Linked DNA regions of Homo sapiens: regions 2 and 3 are each linked to region 1. A link is an interaction called in ENCODE POLR2A ChIA-PET data of the cell type or tissue named here. Cell type or tissue: CD4-positive, alpha-beta T cell. All regions are shown on one strand.

Region 1 (8,000 bases):
TGATCTCTGCAAAGTGGGAAAGAGCAATGACAGACTTTTACAAGTCTTATTTCCCCATGCAACCTTGTCTTGGTATACAGCCAACACGCAACACATTCCTTTGGGATTAGTATCCCCTCCAAGGGGAAATGGAACCACCTGTGCCTGAGGTTGACCAGCAGCACATGCATAACAGTTACTTTTATCGAGGGCTTGTGCTGAAAATTTCACCCATTTAACACAGGCATTTATGTCTCTATATCCTGTTTTAATTTTTAAAGTCTGCCTTAAGTCAGTTACTTTAATTATTTTTACTCTCTTAGGTTTATTGTTTGGTGGGTTAAAGGAAGTTAATGGGACCAGGAGTTCTAGTAATTCTGGGTGGGCTTGGGGTAGAGTTGGTGACTAACCTAAAAGCTAACCGTCCCACGGGATTCCTTTCTGAGATATTTATTTTTAATTTATACCTTCAAGATTTCTGGTTTAGAGTAGCTGGGTTGTTTATAGTAATTAATATAGGATTGCACTTTAAATTTTTACAGTTAGGTGGCGTGTGGTTCTTATACAATACTTAGGTTTCCTTTCACCCCTTGTGTTAGGATTAATTCTAACCATATCAGCCCCCAGTGATGGAGCCTGCTTATGGCTTACTTTTAGGTTTTCCTTAGAATTAGCTTAAAGGGTTTCTTAGGTGATCTATACACTTCCAATTTACCTTCCGTTTTTTTTTTTAACCAGTTTCTTGACCCGAGTGTAATGTGTCCACCCCTGATCAGCTGTTTGTACAGCTGCCTCACTTGATAAGGACCTTCCCAGCTTGGGTGGAGCTTGTCTTCTTTCCAAGTCTTAATTAGCACTGAGTTGCCAGGCTGGAAGTGGTGAACTGTGAACTCAAGGGGTGGGGTTTGTGTTACAAGTTCTTTTAACCTTAAGTTGTTTCCTGGGAGTTCACACAATTCCCACACACTTGTTTAGCCAGGGCATACATTTCTATACACCCATAATTCTTTAGTATTTCATCACACATGTCCTGGGGACCCCAATGACTTCCCTTATGCAATATAGACATTAGATTTTTTTTTTCTTTTTTTAGACAGAATCTCGCTCTGTCACCCAGGCTGGAGTGCAGTGGCACGATCTCGGCTCACTGCAAGCTCCACCTCTTGGGTTCATGCCATTCTCCTGCCTCAGCCTCCCGAGTAGCTGGAACTACAGGCACCCACAACCACGCCCCGGCTACTTTTTTGTATTTTTAGTAGAGACAGGGTTTCACTGTGTTAGCCAGGATGGTTTTGATCTCCTGACCTTGTGATCTACCCGCCTCCGCCTCCCAAAGTGCTGGGATTACAGGCATGAGCCACCGCACCCGGCCAACATTAGATTTTTTATTATGGGTTTGTTTATTATTTCTCTCCCATCAGGGAGCACTCACCTTCCATTCTTAGTTTAAGTGGCTCCTATCTTGCCTAGCTTTTCCTCCTCTTTTGAAAATTGGGGTTTTAATATCACCTTAGGGATATCTGGGCTAAACAGTTTAAATTTTTCCTCCAGGGAGACTTGCTTAGCAGCCTTATCCACAAGCCTGTTCCCTACAGCTTCTATAGTGTTTCTTTTCTGATGGCCATTTACATGAACTATGGCTGTCTCTGCTGGAAACAGGAGGCTTTCTAAAACTTGTTCCCCATGTACCAATTATTTTGCCCTGCTATTTTCTAGGCCCTGCTCTGTCCAGATTTTTTCAAAGGTGTGTACTACTTTATAGGCATATTTGGAATTAGTATATATAGTGTCTTCTTGATCTTCTAGGAGCTTTAGGGTTTGGTTAAAAGCATAAAATTTACAGGTTTGGGCTGACCAGTTATTGAGTAATTTAACTTTTTCACATAAGGATTGTTTGTTTTTGTTCATGACAGCACAGCCATTGTGTCTTTTACCATTTATTACTCAGGATGACCCATTCATAAACAACCTCATCCCATTATGTAGTAGAGTTCCTTTAAGGTTTGGTACTAACTTTAGTTTGATACTCTGTGATATCTAAACAGTTATACTCTGACGCCTTCTTATTCTCCTCTCCTTTTCATAAGAAACTGGCTGGTGTTAGTTTAGTCACCTCCCGAGGGCCCATTGACCCCAGGAGGTCTTGGGGAGGCAAGGGACTGATCAGCTGGCATCCCAGAGTGCCCTTGGCCGGGCCCTGCTGGGTTTGGCTTTGGGCCAAGAGCTGCTGGTTTGAAGATCTGCCAGCCTATGGAGCCTTCCCTGATGGGTACTCTCATTAGAAAAGGCATTTCTGGCTCCGCCCTCCCTTCCTGTTTTTTTTTTTTTTTTGTGCTTCAAAGGCACCGTTCCTCTCCGTGGCAGGCCTAGAGGTGCACTGTTTGTGTTTCAAGCAACCCCCACTGGTGACCCAGCAACTGTAAAGGGTCTCCAGTTTGTCCAGCCCTGGGAGGGGACTTAGTGGCTTTTCCTCCTCCTGGGCTGCAAGGATCCTCCCCTGGCCCAGCCCGACTCTGGGAAACAGAACTTTTACACATTCCACCTTAAAGCATTTTGGCAGACTTTTCCCCAGCACGAGCTCTCTCTACTTCAGGGATTGCAAACTGGCATCCTCTTTTGCCTGTTTTGGGTTTTTAAGTTATTTGAACAGAATATCAGCATTTTAAAATTATATTTTACATAAAAAGTCAGAATTTTGTCCTCTGACAAAGCAGACAATCTGAAAACACAGTGCCAGCACTGTAAGAAGAGCTGAGCAGCCGCCACAGTTCCCACCCAGCCCTGCAGCCCTCCTTTTTATTATTTGCTGGCCCTGTAGTCATTTGAGTTTACAGCCCTAGTACTGATTTTCCTTATGTAGCGACCCCAGCCCTTCTGCTGCCTTACTGACAGCTAACTGCCCCTGGTGGCCTTCCAGCCTCTCACTAAAACAACAACAAAACCTTAATGTTATCTTATTCATTTACTCTTCCATAACTTGAATCCTTTTGACCACCTCCTGATAAACAGCCATCTAGTTTTTGCTGTAGGCAACCCATTACACCTCAGGCAGCCTGATCCTAAACTCTCCTCCACATCCCTTTCTCACTTGCATCCATCCCCCAGTTCCCGGGTTTTGTCGTTCCTCAGTGGCCACGCACTGCATGCACCCTTCCCCTGCACCTCCTTGTTGCTTAAGTCCCCAGAAACTTCCCCCAGCCCTGCCAACCTCTCAGCATTCTCTCACTTTGTCTTGTACTCTTTTTTCCTTTTACATTATTTGTCTCCCCAGTTTTACCTTCTGTGTTTCTCTTTGATCTCTGTCTCTTTTAGTCTCTCTTGCTAATTTTCCTCTTCTATTCTCTCTCTGCCATCCCATTTCCTTTCTGTCTCACACTCAGCTTCTTCCTCTTTCTCTGGGCATGAGCCGAGCCGTGCTGTGCCCTGGCTCCCCTTGTCTGTCTGCAAAAACAGGCAGCTCTGCGGAAATGACTCAGCAGTAACCTTTATCAACAGCTTTTAGAAGCCAGCTGCCACACACAGCTGTGCCGCTGGCTCTCTCTTCCTTCAGGTATAGCAGCTTAACTCTCTCTCTCTCTCTTTCTCTCACACACACACACAAACTTTCTGAGCTTCCCTCAGTATTTCCTTAATTGGTTTTTTATTCCATCCGTTAATCTTTTGCAGTTTCTTAGTAATATTACATCAGCTTTTAGTTACAAAATTAACCTTTAAAAGGCCTTGCCCTACTGGGTCCTCTGGATTTAATCCTGAATATTTTTTCACTTGATCCCTGAGCCTCTGCAGAAATGCAGAGGGAGTCTCCTCTTCTTGTTGTTGGATCTTGAATGCTTTGGGGACGTTTTGTGTCCTATGAGTGGACTGCATAATCCCTCTAATTATTAGCTCCCTATGGTCTTGCATTTGGACCCGATCCCTGGGGTCATTATTATCCCATCCAGGATCTGCATTTGGGAATTTCTGCTTAGCTGGCAGGACTCCTTACCCAGGAGGATGCTGCTGTCTCTCCCAAATGATTATGGCTGCCCTTCTAATTATTCCCGTCTTTTTCCCAGTAAACAGAATATTCATGATTGAATTATCTCAGCCCAAGTATAAAAATTTGGTTCTAAAAATTGATCTAGCTGTTCTGCTAAACTGAGGGGATCTTCCGAGAGTGGCCTCATTTCCTTTTTAAAATTCCTAACCTCAGTACTTGTTAAAGGCACACTTACAAATCCAATTTATTATTATTATCATTATTATACTTTAAACTCTGGGATACACGTGCAGAACATGCAGGTTTGTTACATAGGTATACATGTGCCATGGTGGTTTGCTGCACCCATCAACTCATCATCTACATTAGGTATTTCTCCTAATGCTATCCCTCCCCTAGCCCCCTACCCTCAGACAGGCCCCAGTGTGTGATGTTCCCCTCCCTGTGTCCATGTGTTCTCATTGTTCAACTCCCATTTGAGTGAGAACATGCAGTGTTTGGTTTTCTGTTCTTGTGGGTCTTTCTCTGAGAGACCCAGAGAACACGTAGCTGATGGTTTCCTGAGAATGATGGTTTCCAGCTTCATCCATGTCCCTGCAAAGGACATGAACTCATCCTTTTTATGGCTGCATAGTATTCCATGGTGTATATGTGCCACATTTTCTTTATTCAGTCTATCATTGATGGGCATTTGGATTGGTTCCAAGTCTTTGCTATTGTGAACAGTGCCGCAATAAACATATGTGTGTATGTATCTTTATAGTAAAATGTTTATAATCCTTTGGGTATATATCCAGTAGTGGGATTGTGGGATTGCTGGGTCAAATGGTATTTCTGGTTCTAGATCCTTGAGGAATTGCCACATTATCTTCCACGATGGTTGAACTAATTTACACTCCGACCAACAGTGTAAAAGCGTTCCTATTTCTCCACATCCTCTCCAGCATCTGTTGTTTCCTGACTTTTTAATGATCGCCATTCTAATTGGTGTGAGATGGTATCTCATTGTGGTTTTGATTTGCATTTCTCTAATGATAAGTGACTATGGGCCTTTTTTCATATGTTTGTTGACTACATAAATGTCTTCTTTTGAGAAGTGTCTTTTCATATCCGTCGCCCACTTTTTGATGGAGTTGTTTGTTTTTTTCATGTAAATTAAGTTCTTTGTAGATTCTGGATATTAGCCCTTTGTCAGATGGACAGATTGCAAAAATTTTCTCCCATTCCATAGGTGGCCTGTTCACTCTGATGATAGTTTCTTTTGCTGTGCAGAAGCTCTTGAGTTTAATTAGATCCCATTAGTCAATTCTGGCTTTCGTTGCCATTGCTTTTTGTGTTTTAGTCATGAAGTCTTCGCCCATGCCTATGTCCTGAATGGTATTGCCTAGGTTTTCTTCTAGGGTTTTTACAGTTTTAGGTCTTATGTTTAAGTCTTTAATCCATCTTGAGTTGATTTTTGTATAAGGTGTAAGGAGGGGGTCCAGTTTCAGTTTTCTGCATATGGCTAGCCAGTTTTCCCAACACCATTTATTAAATCGGGAATCCTTTCCCCATTGCTTGTTTTTATCAGGTTTGTCCTTCCTTACATTGTTCTAATTCTTTCCTCAAGTTTGGATAAGGATTTAAGGGAGCATTGGGTTTAGCTCCTTCATGACCTCCCAAATCCTTTTCCTCCGACCTTCCTTTTGCCCCCTGATCTCCCTGTCCTCTACTTTGTGAGATGTATAGGGTGTAGGGCAAGCGTGTTAGGGGATCCCAGGGCTTTTCACTGGGTGAGGGCTCTTTACTATGCTCTTTTTATTTCTCTTTAAGGGGGAACACGGGGCTTAATTCACTAATCCAACAAACAGCATAACCCATCTCCTCTTGTGAAGATGGGGTTTTATCATTCACATAGAGAATTAAAGCTTGGCATATACAGTCCTTATTTGAGCTAAACTTAGGCCAAAGGACTGAAGGCTGACAAATGGGCTTTTTAGGCCAGATAAAACAGCAAGCAATACATTATTATTTTTTGTTTTTCCTTATTTCAGGTTTTCTAGTTATTTTTGAGTCAGTTTTGGCAATTTCTATCTTTGTATGAATCTGTCCATTTTATCTAAGTGGTCTAACTTATTGACTTCAGGTTTTTCAGAGTCTTCACTTATAATGCTTTTGAATTTCTAAAGGGTCACTAGTGATAATCTCTCTTTTGTTCACAATTTTGGTAATTTATCTCATTTCTTATCATCTCTGTTTTGACTGTTGGTCAAGAAAACAGACAGAGGCAGCAGATGGCTATGTGATTCTCTAGTGGGAAGGCTTTGATCATACATGGCTGGCAAGCCAGACTGATGGCAGCAACCCCAAAGGAGCTGCCAAGGGATCTTGACAGGAAAGTCACTGACTCTGGATTGGGCTATGCTCAACCAGGGGAAGAGGTCAATGCTTCAAGGGCTATGAAATCACCAGAAAAAAAGAGATTGCACCAATGTGGACTGCTGAGTCCCATTTCTTTACGCAAGAAAACACACTTTACAGCCTCAAATGGCTAACAATGCACAGGGAGATGTCCTCCTCAGAAGAAAACTTTGATAGAAAATTGAAATGGTCAGTTGAAGCATTGTTTGTCTAAAAACTGGCAATATAGTTGTTGGGCAATATAAACATGAAGGACTGGCTTTTACATCTTCATGAATGTGCTCACTGTCCACATGGGTGGGGCTGCAAGAGTGACTCCTCTAGATAGCTTCCTCTCTTTTACCTGATGGATCAGGATGATGCTGTTATGACTATACATACAATTCTTCTGAAGGGGAGAGGATGCTGGAATAATGACTACGCTTCACCTCAAATTTCTTTTTTCATATGTGATGCAGTGGTACCAGGAATAGGGATGAAAATCAAAGTGCCAGAAACAGGAATTATCTTTAAGCCAAAAACCATAACTATATATTTACATCTTTATATAAGAATTCTCAAGCAACTCAAAGATGGTGCTATGCCTTCATTTCATCTGGCAAAGTCAGGATTAACAGTAAATAGAGCTATATAGCCTGGTGGTCAGATGGCCCCCACTAGTTCCTTACCTACATAACCTACCCTCTATGACCAAGAGTAGACCGAGGGAAGGCATGCTAGAATACTATTGCTGCCTGCAGTCTAGGTCAGCACAGCAGACAAACCTGATGTCACCTCTAAAACTGGAAAAGACTGATATAAAGGGACAGAAGGAGGAATAATGGCTGAGGGTAAGTGACTAAATCAAAGGGTTATATAATGAGGAAAATTCAATATTAGCTTAACTCCTCAAAAGTGCTGTGAGCAAGAGAAGATATTGTCTCTTAGGTCAATTATACTGGGTGCCTAAAAGAGTGAAGCCATATGTCCTTGAGACCATTCTTGTTTTTGGAGCCTGGTAAGGTTGAGTGGTGTCTGCAAACCTGAGTGACTTCATTCTGGGAGACATATTCATACGAGAGGATGGTGAACTGTTCTAATTTTGAATGACTGAATGAGACTCTGATAATACGCCAATACCTCTTTACTTTTATAATCCTTTTCCTATAAAAGATATGTGGTCAAAGAAAAGCGGGTAATCTGAGGTATAACAAAAACATTTAGTCTTTGTCCCTGGTTTCTCCTAAAAACCTTAGAATCTCTTGAGTGATAAGAGTTAGAATATTGATGAGAGGACTCATGGCTGAGCGGACCCTGGATATCTTGAGAATGGGGGCTGAATGCCAGAGACACATACCTGTGATGAGAGCGCTGTCTTATTCCATTTTGTGTTGCTATAAAGAAATGTCAGAGACTGACTAATTTATATAAACAAGGTTCATGTGGCTTGGGATTCTGATGTCTGGAAATGTTTGAGCATTTGGTGAGGGCCTCAGGCTGCTCCCACTCATGGCAGAAGGCAAAGGGGAGCTGGTATGTGCAGAGATCACACGGTAAGAGAGGAACAGAGAGCTTAGGAAGTTGCCAGGCTCTTTTTAACAACTGTCTCTCTTGGAAACTAAAAGAGTAACAATTCATTCACTTGCGAGAGAGGACAGGATCT
Region 2 (8,000 bases), 76 kb after region 1:
TAATAGGCAATCCCAACACCACCCCCCATCCTTCAGCTCTCTAATGGCAGTGCCACCCCTACAATATCTGCAGTACCCTCCTGAAGTCCCACCTGGGGCGCAATATTGCTTCTGGCTTGGTTGGGATGAGGGAAGTTTTAGATGATGATTCCCTTTGGGCTTCAGCACAATGATAGCCCTTACTCTCCAGACTAGGGATGTAGTGTGGGGGTGACCCTCTTTGCCAGTGCATCAAGGCCAATTATGCATGTGGAGAATGGGGAGATAACCAGGACTGGGTTTATGAACCCAGTGGTCCCACAGTGGGCCATAATGTGTCCAGGTTTACTTCCTGGCCTCCTTAAGCCCCACTGTGGATTCTGAATCTGAAGCTTGGCTGAAGTCTAGGAATTGAGACTGGGATCATGACTTTGTATTTAGTCAAACACCCTCAGTCTCCTGCTCCTCAATTCTTGCATTCCCATCATAGATATGAAGCAGTGCCCTCGCTGGCTGCCCATCTGTTCTGACGCTGGGACACCACCTTTTACTAACCTTTCCCAAAACTCCATGAAGGTTGAGCCCCTTTGGCTGCTACTCTGGGTTCTCACAGTAACTGTGCCCTCTATCTTTTGCAGGTCACTGCAAAGGAGGGTTCCTAAAGCATTCACTCCTGATCCTGAGGGAGGTGGGTGCACTCACTCCAGGTCTCAGGTCCGCCACAGAAAAGCAAAAACTCCTCACATTCAAAACTGTCCTGGGCCACATTCAGCCTGCGAGCTATGGGTTGGACAAGCTAGCATCTAGAACATATGTACCACAACGCCAGAAATTTTTCTATTTTCACCTTAATGATGCTTTCTAAATGCAAAAGCAGTCATATCCCTAGCAGACAACAAATGTCAGTTGAATGAATGATCACTGTAAAGCACTTCTCTATTCTGAAGCCAATATCTTTGTTAAGGTAGCCTCAGGGCAAATGCTGTTTTGTGGCAGCTAAAGAACAACATCATCTCATGTGGACATCGATGCCGCCAGTGCTTTTCTCACTAGGACTGCTTGTGTGTCCTCCCTCCCTCCCTACCTCCTCCCACACCAACCCTCTTGCACACTGCAGCACACAACCATATTTTTCTCTTCAGGAAAGATAACCCTAGGCTTATGGGTACAATTTTCCAACCACGTATGAATCTAAATTAGACTCTGCTTTGTAAATCCATGAGTTTGGATTGGAGCCAGCACTAGGATTACTACAACTCAGGGAAGGAAGAAGAGTAAGAGAGCAGAAGAGGAGCTCCAACAAAAAGTTCACTATGATGAGAAACTATGGGACCCCTCCTCTCTGCAAATTTTAGAATCTGCTTCCTTTAAAAAGATTGGAGGCAAGATGAAAAATACAATCCAGGAAAGAGCCCTGGGAGGAGGGCAAGAGCTGGACAGGTCTGAAAATTAGTCTCTTGATACCACAATGAGATTTGTATGCAGGGACCACCGTAGGTGACATCCAAGTCCCTGTGATCACAGGTGGTGGTAGGACAAGGTTCTACTGAAGGGCCAAGGAGAATGAAGGAGCAAAGATGACCCAGCTGAGCAGTGACCACATAAAGTCCATACTGGCCTGAGCACCCACTAGGCACAGCCCCATCTATTCTCCTCCCCTGCAACAAATCAGCACAAGAAACACATGGACTCTGGAAGGTTCTCATGTGTTCCATTTATTTTGTCTCTCAAATTTTAGGAATCTTCTCCTTTAATTAAGTCATCAACCTCTCATGGCAAGAATTTGAAAAAGTAAATGTTTACTCAGATTCTAATTTTAAGAGGGAAGTAAGAAGTTACAGCTCAGTGCACATAAAGTTGAGAAAAAGATGGAGACATCTCAGCCCCTCCTCTCTGGAACAGGAAAGATGATTGGGGAGGGAACACAGATCAGCGTGGGGAAGAGGGTCATGGTGGACATGAGGGTGGGTTGGTCTCCCCTCCTCCACACATTATGCCTACAGGAACACAGACACATTCAGGTGCCTTTGTAGAAAGAAAGTCAGGGTTCTTCAAGTCACAAAGGGAAGGCAGGAACAACTCTTGCCTCTCAGTCCCACACAAGGCAGCTGTCTCACACTATAGAAAAAATATTCATGAACAAATTCATATCTGTCCCAGTAATGGATGACACTTTGGCAGCCCATCGCATGCTCAAAACATCAAATTCAAAGAACCCCATAGCACAGCTGTGTCCACTGTTCCCCCCCAACATCCCCCACACATCAGGCCCCCCAAGGTCTCACCTTTCAAGCCGTGAGAGACACATCAGAGCCCTGGGCACTGTTGCTGCCTCGAGTAGAATAAAAACAGGACCTGGTCAGATCCCACAGTAGATGTGGCTAGAGGAAGAATTGTGGGGTGGGTGAGCTCCCCCATGGGCTCCCAAACACAATATCCAAAGGATTTCAGGGATCAGCCTCCTTCATACTTACTTGCAGCCTGAGAGTAGCTCCCTCCTTTTCTATCTGTGGGAAGAAAATGTCCTGTGAGATGCCAGAAAGAAGCCAGGGCCATAAGGTCCTAGAGGAACCTCCAAGTCTCGGACCCCAGAGAAGTTTCCAGAAATGTGCAACTGCAGACCCAGGGTGGGATCAGGAAACATGAAGAAAGCAGATATGGGTCCTGGACCAACCGCCCTTCTGAGGTCTGTCCTTGGGGACCTTCCCCTGTGACTTGTGACTGCTGGGATCAGGTCCCATCACCACAGTCATCAAGGTGATAAATCTGTCCCTCATTGTAACAGGTGCTTTACAAAAGAGTAAGTGCTGGCACACACGGCCCAGGCTGGGTAGGCCCATGAGTGTGGATGGTGCTTCCCAGTAACCAGGCAGGGCACTTCTACCTGGGGCTTGGAACTCTCAGTGAGACAAGAAATCTCAGACCACACTCCTCACCCCTTCCTTACCTGAGCTCTTCTTCCTCCACATTACAGCAGCGACCACAGCTCCAGTGACCACAGCTACAAGTAGAACCAGGCCAGCAACGATGCCCACGATGGGGACGTTGGGCTGGGAAGATGGCTCTGGGAAAAGGGGGGAAGGTGAGGGACCCTGACCCTGCTAAAGCTCTCCAGAGAGGCTCCGGCTTTCCCTAAGAGACATGACACCCCCATCTCCCTCCTTACCCCATCTCAGGGTGAGGGGCTCGGGCAGACCCTCATGCTGCACATGGCAGGTGTATCTCTGCTCCTCTCCAGAAGGCACCACCACAGCCGCCCACTTCTGGAAGGTTCCATCCCCTGCAGGCCTGGTCTCCACGAGCTCCGTGTCCTGGGTCTGGTCCTCCCCATCCCGCTGCCAGGTCAGTGTGATCTCCGCAGGGTAGAAGCCCAGGGCCCAGCACCTCAGGGTGGCCTCATGGTCAGAGATGGGGTGGTGGGTCATATGTGTCTTGGGGGGGGTCTGACGGGAAGAGTCAGAAAATTCAGGCATTTTGCATCTGTCATGGGACACTCCTCCAGCACGCATGTGGCCATCTTGAGAATGGACAGGATGCCTGGGGTGGGGAAGGGAGCACAGAACCCAGACAACAGCCTGGACACAGGCACCTGGGATAATCTCCTATTCCGTGGAAAATTCTAGTCCCTGAAGAGGGAACAGCGACTTCTGGTCCTGACCTGAGTGGAGGCTGAGGGACTCAGAAGAGCTGGACTCAGACCCCCACGCACATTGAGTGTGAAGCAGAGAACAAGGCCTGAGAGGAAAAGTCACGGGGCCCAAGGCTGCTGCCAGTGTCAAAGGGAACCACTCATCAGTATTCCAGGGATTGTCTTCCCTTCATTTCCTCACAGATTTCATCCCTTAATTGTGTCAGAGAGCAGGGCGGACCCTCAGAGTCACTCTCTGGAAACCCAGGAGGATTCTTCTCCCTCAAGACCAGAGGGAGGGCGATATTATAGTGTTGGTCCCATTTGTCTCCCTTTCTTGTGGGAGGCCAGCCCCGGAGATCTACAGGCGATCCGGGAGGCGCCCTGTGGCCCCTGGTACCCGCGCGCTGCAGCGTCTCCTTCCCGTTCTCCAGGTATCTGCGGAGCCACTCCACGAACTCGCCCTCCAGGTAGGCTCTCAGCTGCTCCGCCCGACGGGCCGCCTCCCACTTGCGCTTGGTGATCTGAGCTGCCATGTCCGCCGCGGTCCAGGAGCGCAGGTCCTCGTTCAGGGCGATGTAATCCTTGCCGTCGTAGGCGTGCTGTTCATACCCGCGGAGGAAGCGCCCGTCGGGCCCCACGTCGCAGCCATACATCACCTGCATGGTGTGAGAACCTGGCCCCGCCCCCGCGGTCAGCCCGGTCCCCCGAGCCCCGCCCTGCCCCGACCAACCCGCGGGGGTTTTGGCCTAAACTGAAAATGAAACCGGGTAAAGGCGCCTGGGCCTCTCCCAGGTCAAGGGTCTCGGGGTCCCGCGGTTTCGGGGTGGATCTCGGACCCAGAGACTCGAGGCGACCCGGCCCTCCGTGGGGGATGGGGAGGGGTCGTGACCTGCGCCCCGGGCCGGGGTCACTCACCGCCCTCGCTCTGGTTGTAGTAGCGGAGCGCGATCCGCAGGTTCTCTCGTTCAGTCTGTGCCTGGGCCTTGCAGATCTGTGTGTTCCGGTCCCAATACTCTGGCCCCTCCCGCTCCATCCACGGCGCCCGCGGCTCCTCTCTCGGACTCGCGTCGTCGCTGTCGAACCGCACGAACTGCGTATCGTCCACGTAGCCGACGGAGATGAAGCGGGGCTCCCCGCGGCCGGGCCGGGACATGGTGGTGTAGAAATACCTCATGGAGTGGGAGCCTGGGAGCGAGGAGGAGCTGAGACCGGCCCGACCCTCCTCCCTGCGCGGATCCCCGGGTCCTGCGCCCCCGCCGGGCGGGCCCCTCGCTCCTCCCGACCATTTCCCTGCAGACCCTGCACTCACGCGCCCAGGTCTGGGTCAGGGTCAGGGCCAGGGCCCCTGAGAGCAGCAGGAGGAGGGTTCGGGGCGCCATGAGCACCATCCTCGGCGTCTGGGGAGAATCTGAGTCCCGGTGGGTGCGTGGGGACTTTAGAACCGGGACCGCGGCGGCACCGATTGGCTTCTCTAGAAACCCGACACCTAGTGGGAATGAGAACTGTGTCCGCTTCGTGAGTATCAAGGAAGAAGGACCCGTCGCAGGTTGTGAGAAGAAGAGAAACTGCGGAGGTGGCGAATCCCTAAGGCGGGGCATCCCCAATCCATACACCGCCTTCGGGGCCTGAGACCCTGAGAGCCACGCCTGGGGCCCTGGGACTTCGCCCTGACCCCGCTCCTCCTGTGCCAAGCGCTCTGTCTCAGTGTTTCCCTGAGTCTTGGCCCAGGAGCTGTCTGAGAAACCAGGAAGAAACCCTCGGCATGGGCCCTGTCCCTCTCCCTTCACTTTTCATCCCGGAATCTCCGTCCCTGAACTGGACTCCCTGTCCACCTGGACTCTTCTAGAAGAAAACTCACCCACGGAGTTTGGTGACAGAGAGTGAGCTTGCTCTGGGAATGGAGGTGTAGAAACTGTTTTTTGTTTTCCTTTTTGTTTTTTTTTTTTATTGGGAAAAGTTGTGCCTGAGTGCATGAGACAGAATAGAGACCAGTTTATTTATTTATTTGTTTATTAAATACATTGGATAGCAGAACCTTGGTAACCCCTGAATGATCAGGAATCTAATCGGTAAAAAATGTGACTTTGGCCCCATGATGTATAAATGTGCCCAAAAGCGTTACAACAGGACTCACAAAGCTTCTAAGTTTCACTTTTGCAGTGTACCTGTGACTCCCGCTTGTCATATTTTAAATTTGCCATCATTCCATAGCTTTGAGTTTCTGTGTGAGTCCAGGATATCTCCTCAATACAAAGTAGCACACTGTGTACTTTGCAACCAGGTACGTTACAACCAGGAGTCAGTACAGGCTTTATTCACCTCAAAGTTGCAACTGTTCAATGTAGTCGCAATGCCCCTCACTAGTGCTCATGCACTGTCTGTTTTTAGGAAGTATCCACTGCTAAGTGTTGTGTATATTTTATAGGAACACTTAGTAATTTTTAAACCTGATTAACATTAAAAAATTAGTTTTTAGGCAGACCCACATAAAGTATTAAAGGCCAACTGCCAAGGACATCCTGCAGGGCTCTGTAGATGGATGTATTAAAATCCATAAAACAATGTATTTAAACCTAAGAATTCTGCTGCTTTCGAATTCTTTCCTCTGCTCCTTTTCTTCACCTCCTGCTTCTCCAACCCTTCCCTCCATTCTTCTCATCCTTCAGGCCGTCCTGTCCCCTTAGTCCCCACCACACTGTCACTTGTGAATTGTGACACTAGCACTGTCCCATGACCTGTTACGTGACTGTTCTTTTCACAGTGGTCCTGCTCCTGGGAGTCAGAATGTGTCATCTCTCCACTTAAAACACTCCAGTGTCTCCACCTCGGTCTTGTGAAACTTCTGGAGTGTCAGGCACGTGAGCATATGAGGGGATATCTGGTTTATCGTAGGGACTAAATTAATTTTTGTCGACTGAATGAATGAAATATGAGTGTATTAAATTGCATTACAGATAATTATAAAGTGCAAAACACGGAAGAAGTTCAGAAAGATTTTATTTTATGTAACTAGTGTGCATATCAATTCATCAATTCATTCGTGCACTACCACGCCTGGCGAAACAACACCCATTTATCTGCTTATAGTTCCTTGATCAGAAATCTGGGCAAAATGTGGATGGAATCTCTCTTCTGGGCTTCCAAAAGCTGTGTTTTCATTTTGAATCCTCCTTCAGGCTTATACAGAGGTGGCAGAATGCAGTTTCTGGCAGTTGTAAGACTGAGGTCCCTGTTCCTTGCTGGCTGTCAATGTAGAGAACAGGGAGGGCTGTGCTTGATTCCTGGTCCTCACCAGCATTCTTTCCTACACAGCCCCTTCATTTTTAATTTTATTTATTTATTTTTTTGAGATGGAGTCTCGCTCTGTAGCCCAGGCTTGGGTGCAGTGGCGGGATCTCGGCTTACTGCCAGCTATGGCTCCCGGGTTCACGCCATTCTCCTGTCTCAGCCTCCCAAGCAGCTGGGACTACAGGCACCCGCCACTACGCTTGGCTATTTTTTTTTTTTTTTTTGTATTCTTAGTAGAGACAGGGTTTCACCGTGTTAGCCAGGATGGTCTCGATCTCCTGACCTCGTGATCCGCCCGCCTCATCCTCCCAAAGTGCTGGGATTACAGGCGTGAGCCACCGCACCTGGCCCACAGCCCCTTCATTTTCAAAGCCCATGCTGGAGGAAACCCCTCATGCTGAGTCCCTCTCACACTGTGAGTCTCTATGCTCAGGAAGAACCCAGTCCTTTCAAGGTCTCACCTGATTAGGACAGTCCAAGCAGGATAAACCCAGCCTAAAGTCAACTAATTGAGACCCTTAATTATATCCACTAACTCCCTTCACAGCAGCACCTACATTAGAGTTGATTGAATAACTGGAGGATGGTGAATGACCAGGAGCTGGTTGTTGAGGGCATAATAGAATCAGCCTAGCAAGGGTTGGATCTTCCTTTTGTGTTTACTTCGGACACAGTTGGAAATTGAAGTTCAAGTAAAGTGATCATTGTGAATGGTCATAAAATACATCCTCTTCAGCCATGGAAATTCTCCTTACCTTTTAAAACTAAGTTACGTGTTTAATATCTTATAATTAATTTACGCCAGGTATGGTGGCTCATGCCTGCCATCCTAGCACTGTGGAAGGCAGAGGAAGGCAGATTTGTTGACTCCAGAAGTTCAAGATCAGCCTGGGCAAAACCCCCATCTATACAAAAAATTAGAAAATTAGCCAGGCATAGTAGTTCATGACGGTAGTCCCAGCTACTCAGGAGGCTGAGATCAGTGGGTCCCTTGACCCCAGGAGGTCGACACTGCAGTACATGGTGATCATGCCACTGCACTCCAGCCTGGGTGACAGAGCGAGACCGTGTCTCAAAAATAATAATGATGACGATGATACAT
Region 3 (8,000 bases), 260 kb after region 1:
CTGGATTACGTGAAGATAACAGGCAACTCCAACAGCACCCCTCATCCTTCAGCTCTCTAATGGTGGTGCTACACCTAAAATACCTACAGTACCTTTCATAAGACTCACCCTGGGACTCAATATCATTTTTTATTTGGCCAGGATGAAGTCAGTTGCAGAGGTTTCCCTTTGGCTTTCAGACAATGACAGCCCTTATTCCAGAGACTTGGGACCCAATGTGGGGGTTACTCCAGCTGCCAGGGCATCAATGCCAATTACACACTTGGAGAATGGGGAGATAAACAGGGCTGGGTCTGTGGACCCAGTAGTCCCTTTGTGATGTGTCCAGATTTATTCCCAGCTTCTGTAAGCCCCACTGTGGTAGGGACATAATGGTGCTGTAGGCCTGTAGGCATCAATATCAGCTCACACCCAATGTCAACACTCCCCCAAATTCTGCCTGTTTCCCTTTCCTAGTGTACAGTCCCCTGAGTAAATGACTGTAGGCTCCTTTGCAGAAAGACAGAGGGAATTGTTCCAGCATATACTTGCCATGAGGTTTCAGGGTCCTTCCTCCTGGAATAGGGACTCCTTCTCTGTAACTGGGATCTGAATCTGAAACTTGGTTGACGTTTAGGAATTGAGAATGGGATCATGACTTTGTATTGAGTTAAACACCCTCAGCCCCCTGCTCATCAATTCTTGCTTTCTCATCACAGATGTCAAGCAGTGCCCTTGTTGGCTGCTGCCTGTTCTGACACCACCGTCTATTAACCTTCCCCACAACTCCCTGCAGATCAAGCTGCCTCAGCTGCTCCTCTGAGATTGTCAAGTTAACCGTGCCCTCTGGCTTTTGCAGGCCACTGTCACCATTTAGTTCTCTGCCTTTTCAAGGCCACACTTTCCTCAGGAATATCAATGAGCCCAACTATAGGACCTCCTTCCTGCCATCACACCCAGCCTGCAGAGGACACCACCCCGACGCTTCTTAGCCATGCAAGTCCCTCTCACCGGCACATTCCTGAGGCTCTGGTGGAAGTTGTGCCCTATGGGTCCTCTGTGGAGCATGGCCCTAGTGGGCATTCTGGTTCACATGATGTCTCCATCCCACACACCCACTTCCCTCAGCCTCATTGTCCATCCTCTACATGTTCCAGGACAACTAAGTCATGTCTAACTTACTGAGAGTTGGACATCATTTTTTCCAGTCTACATGGGTCCACCCCAGCAGTGGGTTTGCCCCATGCCCTGAGGTCCTTGATAAACCCATACCCTGAGAAAGTGCTCCCAAGCCAAAGGTGTTTTTTTTTAATTTATCCAGCTTGATTCTGGCCCTTTGATCAAACACCCTTAAATTCCAATCCCAGAACTGCTCCTCAGGCTCCTACGGGGACATAACGGCTGTTACTGCAAAGCTCCTGAGTGGAATTCCCACTGCATCATAGGGGTGAGGTTTCTGCAGCATCTTCCAGTGTAGGAAGTGGGAACCATTACTAGAGAAGGGCGAGCCTCCTCTGCATGCCCAGAGAGTTCTAAAGGGCACCCATAGGATAACCCTGTTCCAGTTTGCAGAATCTTAGGTTTCCGCACCAAGGCCTTGACTTTCCCACAGCAGGTCTGCCTCTGATGAGTGTCCAAACATCTCTGTAGTACTGTGACTTTTAAAATGATGTCATCAGCTATCATTCCACTCTGCAAGGGGAGAGGGGCAGATGCCCCTCCTCGGTCTGTCTCCACCAGGCCCTGTGAGGGTGGGTGGAGGCTCTCTCCAAGCCCTCGTTTGGCCCCACCCCAGCATGTCTCCAGGTTCCTCTCAGCCCTGGTTCCTTTTGGCCCTGCAGTCACAATGGGCAACACTGTGACGCACCCTGTCCTGTGTCACAGTGTCATACACTCAGGCTCACATTGCCCCTAGGCCACTTGCCAGCCAAGGGACATGGCCACATTTTGTGTCTTCTGCACCTCAGCCTTGCTTTCAAGTGCAGGTGATGATGGCACCCACGCAGAACAAATGTTATTTGCTATCTTCGTCGAGTTTAGTCATCCAATTTTCCAACCCTCACTGGGCAAGGAAGAGTGTGGTTTCCACCAGAAGGCAGGATGTCAGCAGTCACAGGGGCAACCAACAGGGAAAGCCACTGGAAAATAGACCCCACAGGAAGCACAGGTGTCCAGTGGAGATGGGAACCCTGCAGATTTGACCGTCTTTAAGCAGATTAGAGAGATTACCATTACTAACAACTTAGCCATAAAAGTTTATTAGCTATTTTCAAAAAGCATAAAATTATGTAATATAATTTTTTTTTAATTTCCATCAATACAAAACTAATCTGGGCACTGCAACTTCTGGTGGGCAACTGGGATAGGCGGCATCATCAGGAAGGCGAGCCCTGCCGTGCCCCATGTGCCAGTGCCCCAGATGGCGGCAGCCTCCCCAGAAGCACCTTGTATCTCCCCTGCACAGGGCCAGGGTCCCAGCTTCCCATACACCTTCTCCTGCTTTTTCTTTTCTGTCCTTTCCTTTTTCAATAAACCACCTGCAAAAAGGAAAAACCATTCTGAGGACAAGAAACATGTCAATGGGAAATACACAGTTGCCAGAGGGTAAAAGGCCCTGTTCATTCTCATTGAAAAGCTCAGGTATTTCTGTTAAAGTCTCTCCTTTTACTTTAGGATGCTGACTCCTGCGTCCATCTCAACCTGGGCATCGTGCCACCACCTTCAAGAAGAGAAAAACTAAGTAGTGCTTTGCAAAGGGGCAGCAGCATTTCTCATTTCTGACCATGTCAGGCACACGGCCATGCAGATGAGCAGGTGGGGGACACAGGTGAGTCTCCAGACCTGCTCTCCTCCCACAGTACATTCTTGAGTCTTTTTAAACAGTTGTGAAAATGCCACAGATGCAAGCACCTGTGGGCCACTCCCATGGGGACCGTTGCACAAGGCAGTGCCACTCATTCTCAGAACCTCCTACCATGGGCTATGCTTAGTGACCCGAGGCCAAGCCAAGGAAGACGCCAGCCACAGGGTGCCATCCTCAGGGGCATGCTGCCAGCAGGGGCAAAGTTATCCCTAGCAACAAGATACAGAAAGAAAGAAAAAAGGAAGGAAATGTAGCCAATGGGCCGGTTCAGGTTCTTGACTTTGCCACACAAAAGAATTTGAGAGCAAGTCCAAAGTAAAAGTCAGCAAGAGAATTTATTGCAAAGTGAAAGTACACTCTGACAGCTGATCAGAGCAGCTGCTCAAAAGAGAGACAGTACCCTCCCCTCACGGGAGTCTTACATGATTATTCATGAATAGGTGGGAAGGGGTATTGTTTTAAGCATGTTCTGTGGTCTCTTGAACGTGCATGCACTGTGGTTGTACATATCAGCACACACATCTTACGTCTCATTAGCATCTTAACTTCCCTCTCAGAGTTGTGTTTGCTACTATTGTAATGAGCATAGGTCAGCCCAAGGACGCTATTCATGGGTTTCTGGGCTTCCTCAGATGTGGGGATGCCTCCCTTGGCTCTTCTACCTCTTTGCTGCAGGATGTTCTAACCACAAGCCCAGGATATGGTTTGCGCACTGTCGAACAGCTTGTTCTCTCCATCAACCTGACAAGTCTCTTGTTTCCTTTCAAGTGAGGCTGTGAACACCCTATCTCACTGACCTCAGAAGGACAGTACAGCAGTAGCCACCATGACCAAAAAGATGATTCCAGAAGTGCAGGACAACTCCCTACCCAGAGGCTGTGGCTGTGCAGTAACACACCAAGAGGGGAGTCCAGCTGGCTCTCAGGGTGCTCACTACCCTCATCTGGGGGCCTGGAGGACGTCAATTCCTGAGAACGCCACGTTCTAGTGAGTAGAATGAACTAAGAGATACACAGCAAAGCTCCACATACTTTTCCTTTTCTTTGTGCCCGCAGTGTTCTTCATCAGTGTGCTCTCGCTTTTCAGCTACTACTGTTGGCTGGCTGGAAAAAATAGAACAATAGTAAAAATTAGAGACCAGTCTTTGGTGATGAAGAGAAATATTGGCTACTTCCAGTATTTTCTAGCTTTGGTTATGGTTGCAGTTTTCCAGCTCACCTTGTGGGGATGAATTCAGAAAAAAGTTACAAATTGAAATGAACATGCCAGAAGTATTGGCTCAAATCAACGTTGTCCTATTAAGCCACTTAGTGAATCAAAAGACCGCTTGTTGGACTGTTAATCTCGGTGGCCAGAGAAAGGAGCTGAAGAAGGTGTTGCCAGATCAGGAACAAATAATTACAGCGGCAATAGAAAATGGAAGACCACTTGTTCATAACCATTTGAATAAGGGCAAGGTGTATGGAAACACATTATGAACTGATATTTTCAGTTTTGTTTGCAAGAAAATGATTAATAAGGTGAAATAATTGAAGTATCACGGAAGATACATTAAAAAAAAAAAAAAGCCTTTGTACAGTTTGCTGGAGCCACAGATGTCCTACTCCAGAGCAGAACAATGCCTGAATCTTCAGGGTCCATTTGTGCCGCATTCACTAGCAACCACAAATGTGACTTAATTTTACTTTGGAAATAATGCTTACCTATTGTGAGATGCTGTAATATGAACCATCATTACATGTTAACATGGCACATGGAATTTTGAGTGTCTAAGTTACATTTTTAGAGTTGTTTCTTAGTAGCCATGTGAGTTTCCACTCCAAAAACACAAGCTAAAAACTTGTTTTGAGTGAAGGACATCTAGGGCAAATGGTGGCTGAAAGTGAATGAGATCCCAATTACTCTTTCTTGTACTGTATAAGGAAAAGAAAATAAGTGCTTTTCTTGTTGGGTGTTTGCTAATTTATAATTACCGTTTTATGCTTTTCAACATTTTTAATAAAGTTTTTTATTGTTGGCTATAAACGTTTTAAAAGGATTCTCTTCCTCTAGAATCACTCTAAGTACCAAAATCTGTATTATTCTGGATTCAACAGAGAAACAGAACCAATAAGGGGTGTGTGTGTGTGTGTGTGTGTGTGTGTGTGTGTGTATGTGTGTGTTTTATTCGTGTTATGAAACTGACTCATGCAATTATTACGGTGGCAAGTGTGAAATCTGTAGGATACGCCAGCAGGCTGAAAATGCAGACAGAAGTTGATATGGTAGTCTTAAGACAGAATTTCTTCTTTTCTGGGAAACTGTAGTTTCTGCTCTTAAAGCCTTCTACTGATTGGATGAGGTCCATCTACATTATTGAGGGTAATTTCCTTTTCATAAAGTCAACTGATTGTAAATGTTAACCACATGTACTAAATATCTTCACAGCAACATCTAGATTAGGTTTTGATTAAATGACTGGGTACTATGTCCTAGCCAAGTTTATTGGCATTGACTCTGGGTCAAGGCACCGTGTCTCCCTCCCATCGAGTTTTCCATCATCTACACGAGACCTAGATGACTACTTTGATATCTACTGCAGGCCACAGCCTTGTCAAAGCCAGCCCCAGCTGAAATGCACTCACCTGCATTCCCACACAATTTTACATACAATTCGGGGGAGGTTATGGGATCTATGAAGACCAAGGGTCTGTGGTCCTGTGACACTTTCTCTCAGAGGGTGAAGAAGGAGTTCCTTGGGGCAGCAACTCCCCAGGGGTCTCCTGCCTGCCTCTCCTCCCCTCTCAGCCCCAATCCTCTTTCCTGCTGTTGATCATCATGCAGTTTTTAAATCCCTACTCCCTGCCCCACCAAGGTTGGGCTCTAGGACCTGCCTATTGGGAACCTGCGGTTGGGAGAAAGTATGAAGTGACCCACCTGAATTTAGAGGAGGGAAGTGAGGAATTTGGAGACATCTAAAAACATTTTGTCCCTGTGGTTTGACTTCAAATTATTATCTATTTTTATTGGAGATTTGTTTGAAATTATAACCGGTATCTCATGATTATTCAGCATATGCCATGCCCCCTGGTAACCCTGGTTCTTATTTTTTTAAACTTGTACAAATATTTTAAGCAAACACAGAAGTAGACAGAAGAGTAAAGTGACCTTCACTGTACCCTTCACTCAGTAACACCCACTCTTGATTTATCTACATCCTCAACCATAGCCCAACACCAGGTTATTTTCAACTAAATCCTAGACAATATATTATTTCACATGTTAGCAATTTTCTTTTGAAGGTGCCAATGTTCAGCTTCTTTAAAAAGAGAAACAGAGACGGGCAGGAGAAGGATTGAACTGACAAAATATATTTTCAAATGCAATTAAGGCAGAGGACAATGCAGGAACCCTTGAGTCCCGTTTTAACTGAATGCTCAGCACCTCTTAGATTCTCAATAAAAGAAAGCAGCAGCCCAGAGCCAAGGAGCCCAGGGAGGCACATCATGGTTTGATTTTGTGACTGTTTTCAGGGCAGTATCTGTCATCTCTGAATGGTTACACTGGACATTTCTATTCCCACCCTTGCAATGGGACTCCCCAGCTCAGAGAAAGGGAAATTATCACCCATTCTCATTTATACCTTTAATGCCTTCATCCATTCCCTTGGTCCTGACTTTCCGGTTGGAGGAGGGGGAGGAAAAGCAGAGGCACGAAATTGAAATGTCTTCTCTGCCATCTGCTGGGGATATGCTTGAATAACAGGAAAGGCCTACATAAAAGATATGCAGCGAGGAATAGAGGTTCCTTTTCCTGTTTCCTTCAGGAAATTTCCCCTAGGGCAGACAGAGCAAGAGCGATGGACAGAGGAATGGGAGCAGGACCCAGGGGGAGGTCTGGTCATATGTGTGCCTTTCTGCCTCCCCGTCTGTCATTGTCCTTCCTCACCAGGCCTGCAGACCACCTGCGATGACCTGGCCTCTTGCCATCCCTAGCTGGGCCAAAATTCCATCACAGGGACACACAGGATGGCAGAAGCGCAAGGCCTCATACCCGCTGGGGCAGCCTCCTGGAGATGGCCTCAGAAGGGCTTCTGGGAGCTTCTTTAAAACCTGCACTACAGGCACCAATTTCCCCAGTTATCCCATCCTTAAGTGAAAAATCAACCACAGAGATGATTTATTGTAATAGCCTTATTTCAGTACAAGCAGACGAAAAGTGTTTCTCTTCACTGGCCCGTTAGTTACAATGGGGAGGGGTCACTGAGTGAGCAGCGGGTGGTGGCAGTGACGACCACACCCTCTCACTGCGGCCCAACACTTTTGAGACAAGTTCCCACCTCTCCATTAGACGTGTCTTCTCCACATGCAGAAAATGTGGTCTCGTAGCTTCCCTTCTCAGTGCTGGATTGCTGGCATTTCTTTTCTTTATCAGAGACATGAATATCTTTTTTCTTTATGGATTTCTAAGACTTCAGGGTTTTTCAGGGAGAAGTTGCTTAAGGAGGCTCCTGCGTGGACCGAGTCCTTCCTGAGGGTTTGCTGGATGCCCCCGGACACTGTGCAGCTGTGTCCTCCGGGGTCCCTAAAGCTGGCACGTTCTGCTGTGTACCCAGAGGTGGGGACAGATGCTGCCAGCTCCACCTTACAGCTGCTACATGAAATTTGAGGTCAGAGAATTCTCTTGTCTTTAAGGGCACCCACATTTGCCTTCTTCGATGTTTCAGGAAATCATAACTGAATTTAGAAAGGTTCCCTTTTCAGTTTACTCTCTGGAAGGAAATATACTGAAAATTCAGTTTATTTTCAGGTATTGAATAGAATTGAAAAGTCAAACTGTCAGTTTGCTTGCAGTGCACACAGAGAAATTGAGTGTTCCAAGCCATTGGGACATTTCTAGAAATCCATCCTTTTCCAGTAGGACATGAGTAAAGTCAGTGAGGAGCGAACCTGCAGTCCACGGGCACCTCCAGGATTGTGGGAGGAGACGCACATGTCTTTCTGATGTGTGGAGTCCTGAGGACAGAGGCTGAGACCCTGCATTTCCCAAAGTACTTGTTTTCTAAGCAAGTGTTTCTGCTACTTGAAATAAACTTGGGGGTGTGGAAGCCACCTTGCAACCAACCAAACACAGGTGAGAAAATGAATATGAAGTGTTCTGGGAGAAAGCAGAAAACCCC

What was found. ChIA-PET counts read pairs that join two places held together with the same protein. Peaks named below come from ENCODE experiments on the same cell type or tissue, not always from the same donor. Only the 100,000 strongest peaks of a DNase experiment are listed, where the experiment ranks them.
Region 2: POLR2A ChIA-PET joins it to region 1 with 16 read pairs; 6 of 35 experiments call an interaction of 5 or more read pairs at or near these places.
Region 3: POLR2A ChIA-PET joins it to region 1 with 14 read pairs; 5 of 35 experiments call an interaction of 5 or more read pairs at or near these places.

Annotation. Positions count from the first base shown.
Region 1 is chr6:29,960,475-29,968,474 of GRCh38, reverse strand. No RefSeq gene overlaps it. Among named protein-coding and RNA genes, the nearest start is that of HCG9, 11 kb to the left of the region's middle. RefSeq lists enhancers at 3,105-3,400, 3,380-3,524 and a cis regulatory region at 3,447-3,457. In CD4-positive, alpha-beta T cell, a CTCF peak has its summit at 497; DNase peaks (open chromatin) are centred at 554, 2,234 and 3,464; H3K4me3 peaks cover 1,501 bases; H3K27ac peaks cover 1,425 bases.
Region 2 is chr6:29,884,750-29,892,749 of GRCh38, reverse strand. It overlaps the pseudogene HCG4P7 and the pseudogene HLA-H. Among named protein-coding and RNA genes, the nearest start is that of HCP5B, 15 kb to the right of the region's middle. In CD4-positive, alpha-beta T cell, no CTCF peak of the experiment used is centred here; DNase peaks (open chromatin) are centred at 4,279, 4,629 and 5,239; H3K4me3 peaks cover 2,525 bases; H3K27ac peaks cover 1,645 bases.
Region 3 is chr6:29,704,385-29,712,384 of GRCh38, reverse strand. It overlaps the pseudogene ZDHHC20P1. Among named protein-coding and RNA genes, the nearest start is that of HLA-F, 15 kb to the left of the region's middle. In CD4-positive, alpha-beta T cell, CTCF peaks have their summits at 6,353 and 6,556 (motif pointing left); DNase peaks (open chromatin) are centred at 3,414 and 6,554; H3K4me3 peaks cover 1,540 bases; H3K27ac peaks cover 2,271 bases.